Linked DNA regions of Homo sapiens: region 1 is linked to region 2. The links are chromatin loops, found by intact Hi-C in ENCODE. Cell type or tissue: GM12878. All regions are shown on one strand.

What was found. Hi-C counts contacts between places; a loop is a spot of excess contacts. Peaks named below come from ENCODE experiments on the same cell type or tissue, not always from the same donor. Only the 100,000 strongest peaks of a DNase experiment are listed, where the experiment ranks them.
Region 1: a loop joins it to region 2, with 2.0 times the contacts of the local background. A loop is called at or near these places in 1 of 110 quality-filtered maps.

Annotation. Positions count from the first base shown.
Region 1 is chr3:72,632,340-72,636,339 of GRCh38, forward strand. The region is part of intron 8 of LOC105377161 (a long non-coding RNA gene); the gene reads right to left. Among named protein-coding and RNA genes, the nearest start is that of RYBP, 190 kb to the left of the region's middle. In GM12878, no CTCF peak of the experiment used is centred here; a DNase peak (open chromatin) is centred at 1,942.
Region 2 is chr3:72,425,091-72,429,090 of GRCh38, forward strand. All of the region lies in intron 1 of RYBP (RING1 and YY1 binding protein), which reads right to left. Among named protein-coding and RNA genes, the nearest start is that of RYBP, 20 kb to the right of the region's middle. In GM12878, no CTCF peak of the experiment used is centred here; a DNase peak (open chromatin) is centred at 1,759; H3K4me3 peaks cover 642 bases; H3K27ac peaks cover 1,009 bases.

The DNA of each region.
Region 1 (4,000 bases), 210 kb after region 2:
GTTCACATTGTTCTTATGCACATGAAATATTTACATCGTCTTAGTCAGCTCGGGCTGCTGTAACAAAATACCATAGACTAGGTGGCTTAGGCAATAGATATTTATTTCTCACAGTTCTTAAGGCTGTGAAGTCCAAGACCAGGGCGCTGGCCCATTTGGTTCCCTGGTGAGAGGTCTCTTCCTAACCTGCAGATAGCCACCTTCTCACTGTGTGCTCACATGGTGGAGAGAAAGGGAAAGAACTCTGCTCCCTTTTCCTATTCGTAAAAGGACACTCATTGCATCAGGGGGACCCCACTCTCATGACCTCATCTAAATCTAATCACAGTCGGGCACAGTGGCTCATGTCTGTAATCCCAGAACTCTGGGAAGCCAAGGCAGGAAGATTGCTTGAGCCCAGGAGTTTGAGACCAGCCTGGGCAACATGGCAAACCCCATCTCTATCAAAAAATTCAAAATTAGCCAGGTGTGGTGGCACCATGCCTGTGGTCCCAGCTACTCAGGAGGCTGAGATGGGAGGATCACCTGAGCCCAGGGAGGTCAAGGCTGCAGTGAGCTATGATTGCACCACTGCACTCCAGCCACAAAATGAGAGACTGTCTCAAAAATCAAACAAATAAATAAAATAAATCTAATCACCTCCCAAAGGCCCCACATCAAAATATCATCATTTTGGAGGTTAGGACTGCAATGTATGAACTTAGGGGAAATACAGACTTTCAATCTACAACATCCATGGACCCTACCAAAAGGGTGTATCTGAGTTTGCTTAATTTACATTAGTACAAGTGGGAAACCTCCTGGGTTATAGTTGAGTCCTGAGGGTTATGATAAGGGGAGATGAGAATCCTGGAGGACTAAGAGTGTAATGTGATGACTGGGCATTGGAGATTGTGCCCATAACCCATTCTTTCTGGCGGCACTTCAATGGGAGGGTCAGTCATTCATCAAAGCCATTCCTAACTCATGAAAGTAAAACCACAACATCTGATTAAGAAAAGAAGACCTCGAACTATGAAATTGATGGTCGAACCACATATCCATGATGCATGTGATTTTTTGCTTTGTAAATAACAAAATAACTACAGTAGGGACTGCATTGAGTGTGTTCCAGGCACTGTCCTGGGTCTTGTCGAGGGAGTGAATCAGTCAGCAGCCAGCAGAAGCAGAGGGGTGCACTCGAATTGGGAGCTTTGAGAACGGCTCAATAGAGAGACCATTTGCAAAGGTGTGGGTGAGACGTAGAGAAAACACAGGTGACAGTGGAGCTGACAGCCTCTGGGACTGAAGCAACAAGGAGACAAAGCCTTTACCAGGGCCTTTGGAGAGGGCTCCCCACCAGGAGCTAGGGCCTTTGGTGACAAGACATGGCCAGCTCACGCTGACCCCAGCAGAGTCACCGCTCTCCTGCTCCAGCCTCATGTTTTTCATAGGCTGAAACCTACCAGAACCAGAGGGCAGTGGAGCCCCGTGACCACAACCCACCTGAGTCAGATCAGCCTCCCAGACACTGAGCAGGGTCAAAAAAAGTGGAGAGTGACTGGGTAGGGGGAGCATAGGGCTTTATTCACTTAATCCTCAACAACTACCTTATGAATTAGGTACCATTATTACCCCCCCTTTTACAAATGGGGAAACTGAGGCCCAGAGAGAGCCATGAAACCATTTACATATTTAAAATATATAAATTTGTAAAGAAGTACTGCTTAGATCCTCTAAAATGAGATGATTTCCTGTTACCCAAATTATTGGAAGTAAGCTATTTCTATTGAGTTGTAAATACAAATCTATATTAGAGTTTAAGATACATGACAGCTCATGCCCCCATGAGGTGCATATTCTGATGATTTCAGTTTTACTGTTGAAGAACCAGAGGTTTAATGAGGTTGAACTAGTTGACTTCTAGGATCCTTTGAAATCAGAATAGACTCTAATGCAGTCACTACTTTAACCATTACTTTTGATTTGTAAAAACAGAACTATAAAAAGTCCCCACCACTAACAACAAAAATTTGTGCTGAAATAACAAAACTCTTTCCATTGAAATTTACCACTGCAGTAAATCCTTCCACTGAGTGACACTAAGGTGATTGACATCAGTGAGAATAGCACCAGCAATCGAAAATCAGGGGCAAATATGTTCTGCCCCTCTTAACTGTATTCCTGGCCATCACGCCTAAAACTCCCACTTTCATCCCTCCTCTGCATTCTAAGACTGAAGTTTCTAGGAGAAAAAGAAAAGGTTTTCCTGAAGCAATGATATCTCACAGGGTTATGGGCCGTGGTATTAGTTGAGATTCTGCCCAGAACAAACTGAAGGAAATCCAACTCAGACTGGCTAAAGCTAAAAAGGCAATCTGTTAGCTCATGTCCTAGGATAAGGCTGGCTTCAGGTATCCATTGATTCAGGGCTCAAAGGGTGTCACCAGGAACCAGCTTCCCTCTCTGTGTCTTGACAGTACTCGCTTGATGTTGGCCTCATTCTAAGCCTCATGTAGTTGCCAAGTGGTTGCCAACAGCTCCTTGGACCACACTCCATCCAGCATCATATCCAGCAGAAAAGCAGGATTGTACTGCTTCAGTAATTCAAATGAAAATCCTAGCATTAAGTCTCTTGGGCCCTGATTGGCATGGTGTGGATCACAGGGCTACTATGGCCAAGGGAATGGAATATCCCAGTGGGGGCAGGGTTTGACCCTCTCCTACACCACAAGGACTGAAACTGGAAAAGGGATGATCCTATAGAAGCACGAGGGCTGCTGCCAAAAGAATGGAGAAAGGATGCTGGGGAAAAAACAGCCCACGTCTGCCATAGTCATCAATATCTTATCAACAGTCATCAATACCAGAAATATGGACCAGGGAACCTCCACAGCCCAGAAACTGGCTACAGGAATCCCAAAGTTCTCCAAGCCACAGAATTTGGGGACTTGTCAGTAATCTCCTCCCACTCACCTCCCCCAGCTGTTTCCACCTATCCCGACCTTTTTAATTTGGAGAAGGGGCTACAAAGGTGGAAAATGTGCCTCCCAACACAATCCCCTTCAGTTTTCCACTCTGTTCTTAGAGGATTCCTCCCCTTGTCCCTTGCATCTGAGCTTGAATATGATGCTTTCCCTGAAGCCATCTCTAATAAAATCCATACCTTCCCACCTTCCCCAAGAGTCAAAAGTCCCTCTTTTATGTACTCACAAAATTTGTACACACATCATATTGAAAGTATTTGCACACCTGTCCCTTATATTCCGTACTCACACATGCTCACTCCACTCACACCTAACCAGATTAGAAGCTGTTTGAGGACAGAGGTTTGCTTTCGTTCTTCTCTGAGCCCCTAATGTGCAGCATAACATCAGGGATAGTATTCAGGAATGAATGACTGAGTGAATGAATGAATGAATGAATGAATGAATGAATGAAAACTTTCTACAGCTCTATACCATTAAACAAACATCACAGCATGCATTAGGACATTTAGTCAATCAACAGTATTTAGTAAACTCCTATTGTGTAGACAACAGACACAAACGATTGAAAATAAAATCAGTAAAAGGAAAAGCAATGGTATATGTATCCTGCGCATTTCAAAATAGCAATGCCCTGAAATAAAAAGAATGTGCTTTTTTTTTTTTTTTTTCTTTTTGAGACAGAGTCTCACTCTGTTGCCCAGGCTAGAGTGCAGTGGCACAATCTCAGCTCACTGCAACCTCCACCTCCCGGGTTCAAGCAATTCTCCTGCCTCAGCCTTAGTAGCTGGGATTACAGGTACACGTCACCATGCTCGGCTAATTTTTGTATTGTTATTTTTGTATTTTTATTTATTTATTTTTCTTTTGGAGACAGAGTCTCACTCTGTCACCCAGGCTGGAGTGCAGCAGCACGATCTCAGCTCACTGCAACCTCCACTCCACGGGTTCAAGTGATTCTTATGCCTCAGCCTCCTGAGTAGCTGGGATTACAGGTGTGCATCACCATGCCTGGTGAATTTTTTTTTTGTATT
Region 2 (4,000 bases):
ACAGGGGGCCACCAGGCCCAGTGGCTCATATCTGCAGTCCCAGCACTTTGGGAGACCAAGGCAGACGAATCCCTTGAGGCCAGGAGTTTGAGACCAGCCTGGCCAACATGGCGAAACCCCATCTCTACTAAAAATACAAAAATTAGCCAGACATGGTCACGCATGCCTGTAGACACAGCTACTCGGGAGGCTGAGGTGGGAGAATCGCTTGAACCCAGAAGGCAGGGGTTGCAGTAAGCCAAGATTGCGCCACGGCACTCCAGCCTGGGCGACAGAGTGAGACTCCGTCTCAAAATAAGCAAATAAATAAATAAAAATACAGGTGGCAAATAAGCACGTGAGAACAGGCTCAACATCACTAGTTATTAGGGAAACAGAAGATAAAACCACAATGAGCTACTTTACCACTAGACACCTGCCACCAGCCTAAAATTAAACAGACTGACCATATCAAGGCTGGCAAGGATATGAAGAAACTGGAGTTCATACAGTGCTGGTAGGATTTCAAGTGATACAACCACTTTGAGAAACAGCTTGTTTCTTAAAAAGTTAAAAATACCCAGCAATTCCACTCCTAGGTATTTACTCAAGAGAAGTAAAAGCATATGTCCACACAAAGACTTGTTTAGGGATGCATACAACAGCTCTATCTGTAAGAGCTAGAAACTGCAAAAAACTCAAATGTCCCTCAACAGGTGAACGGACAGTTAAATTGCAGATTGTTCACCCAATGGAATATTATTCAGCAATAACAAAATAAACACTGATTAATCTCAAATAACCATGATAACTGAAAGAAGGCAAACCAAAAAAAAAAAAAAAAACGCATACACTATTATCTTTATATAAAATTCAAGAAAATGCAAACTAATCTATAGTGACAGAAAGCAGATTAGTGGCTGCCTGTGACAAAGGAACAGGAAGGAGGAATTACCAAAAGGCAGGAGAAATCTTTTAGGGGTGACAGATGTGATCATTATCTTCACAGTGGTAGTTTCCCAGGTAATATTTTAAAAGTAAAGTTACTTACATGCCAATTACACTTTAATAAAGCTGAAAAATTTTAAATAAGGATGGCAAATGCTGTGTTTTTATGCTGGCTGCAGTATAATACTTGTTGGATTTTCTTAAATACAGAGACTAAATAATTCAAAATTACACATTAGTCTACAGCATTTACTTTAGACAAGTTTTACCAGGAGATAAAATCCAACTGTTTAATATTATTTGATGATGTAGTATAGAAATGCAACAAATAAATTCTATTTTTGTACAACAAAGTATTTTACCACTAACTTGTATTTTCAAAATGCTCTATCTTCATTCCTGGGTAATTTTAACTGGCAACAGATTGTAACATTGTAGCAGTAAATTCAGTATGAATATCATCATTACCATTACACACACAAACACAAAAAATACACCTCATAAATTAAAACATGTATCTCTTCAGAAACAACCCATGTTGCCAGTTTCACCAAGGCATGAAGTAGTTTTCGTGATGACTGGAAGAGATAATCAACCTAGCATATTTACACTGGAACACAGCTTCATATATTTTGAATATATTTCCCATATTCCCAACAATAAAGTAATCCTACTCTTCCTATCTTCACACCAGTATCTGGTCCAAAGTCTTTCTTATCTACCACAAGATAGAGAAGAAACAAAGCCTGAGTTTACTCAAAAGTCAACTATCTAGTTAGTTCTTTCTTCCTTCATGTCATCTGAAAGTTTCTGTGGGCAGGATATAGGGAGAAGTATGACTTGTTTCACTACTTTTGAGTCTCTGAATCTTCAAAGGCCAGAGGTAAGGAAAGAAAAGCAAATCAACTTTATTTGCCAGAAGTCTTTTTTTGGTTTAATTTTAGGGCTTGGGTGGGTTTTTGTTTTTGATTGAGGGGGGGCGCATCTTTGAGGGAGAAAATAATGAAAAGTTTAATGATTAAAATAAATTAGTGTTTAGATGAGGAACTTTCCAATCATATAAGACAACTGAAAACTGGCAGCTACACTAATTGTTCTGCATTCATCACTCTCACATTGCTTTTGCAGTAAAGCAGCAGAGACCAACAAGCCTTGTTTCCTCTGATTCTAAACAGCCTGTGACAAGAATCAGATATGTGTTCATTCATATACGTAGAAGAAATATTGCACAACTCAATGCAAATATTCACTAACCTGAAGGTCAAATTATGTCCTCCATCACAGAAATATAGAAGAATTTTGGTTTATCTATACACTAAAGATATTATGACTCTAAAGAACAAGCCATCAGTCAAAAAGCCCACTTTCTTAGAGGAAAAAATATATAAACACAAGAACACCACAAGTATCACTCTCTTATAGATGAAATTTACAGCCAGGCGTGGTAGCTCATGCCTGCAATCCCAGCTCTTTGGGAGACTGAGGCAGGTGGATCACCTGAGGTCGGGAGTTTGAGATCGGCCTGACCAAAATGCAGAAACCCCATCTCTACTAAAAATACAAAATTAGCCAGGCATGGTGGCGCGTGTTTGTAATCCCAGCTACCTGGGAGGCTGAGGCAGAAGAATCGCTTGAACCAGGAGGCGGAGGTTGCGGTGAGCTGAGATCCTGCCATTGCCCTCCAGCCTGGGCAACAAAAGTGAAACTTCGTCTCAAAAAAAAAAGAAATGAAATGAAATCTACAATCCCGATAGGTTTACTCAGTTATATGGAGGAAGTCAGAAGGTCAGCTCTTATCTCTTTCCTCTAAAGTCTGATTCATTAGCAGATTAGAAAAAGTTAAAATGACAAGGGAACTACACAAAAATATCCAAGATGTATTTGTCATTGTGTTAGTTTGTAGGGTTTTTCCACTTCACCACACTGCCTATTAACCGAGAAGTTAAGAGAATACAAACTACTGTAAGTATGAATTTTGCTTTATAGACAAGATAGCTGAATAGGAATTACAAATAAATCTCTCATTCCTAAAGCATTATTTAATATAAAACTCTATTGCCTGGATAAATGATAGCGGAATAGGAATAGATAATTAGGTGGTATTTACTTGACAAGATCATTAAACTGAGAACAAAAACTTCCAGGGATACCTAAGCTAAAAAGTACACTTTAAAAGATTGTATTGGCCACCAAGAAAAACAACGCATTATCTTTACACCAAAGTTCTCTGAGCATGTTATGAGGGTAATAAAATTAATTCTGAAAATACATCTTTCAAAACCACAAAAGGATCAAAATTATTCATGGCATTACCAGTTGATTTAACTATTAGGATTAAATCTAATATTAAATTAGCAAAAATCCCCCAATCTAGGGATCAATCTAGTCACTGTGTACTAAATTTATTCACTTCTATATAGATCATTTCCTAATTCTAATTTTTTTTAAACTAGGTACTGAAGATTACAGAAGTTTCTACATAACATCTATGGAGAAACTAACTTTGTAGTTGAGCATTAGTCTCCACACATACTGTGCCCCAAAAATTAAGTGCTTACTAATGTCTAATAAATTAACTTAAAACATAAAAAAAAAATTTTAATCAAAACATTCCAATTCATCAGGAAAAATGTCTTCTCTCATAAAACTTACTAGATAAAAGAGGTCTGAAAATACTAATGAACAATTCAGAGGCTTCATTTATAAAACAGTACCAGCTGAAGAGGAAGATTATCTAGGAGGTGGCTCCTGAAAAAGGAGAGAGAAAATTCCGGTATCTAAATTATTTATCAGTTCAAACAATTATCTAGCCCAAGAGAACTACAACTATTCTGAGTCCTATTCAGCTGCAAAATCTCATGAAGAATACAGACTTCACGATTTTCTCAATTTTCATCCCCTTTGCTTCCTTACACTGTATTCTGACTCTAGACCACTCTAGTCGCTCTGTTTCTGAAACTTTCAGCCAGAGAGTACAGAGCAGAAGAGAACTTCGGAAGGCATTCTATGGGAGCTCTACTAAGAGGGATCACCGTTTTAAAACAGACAGTGCTTCAGAAGAATCCTATTTAGC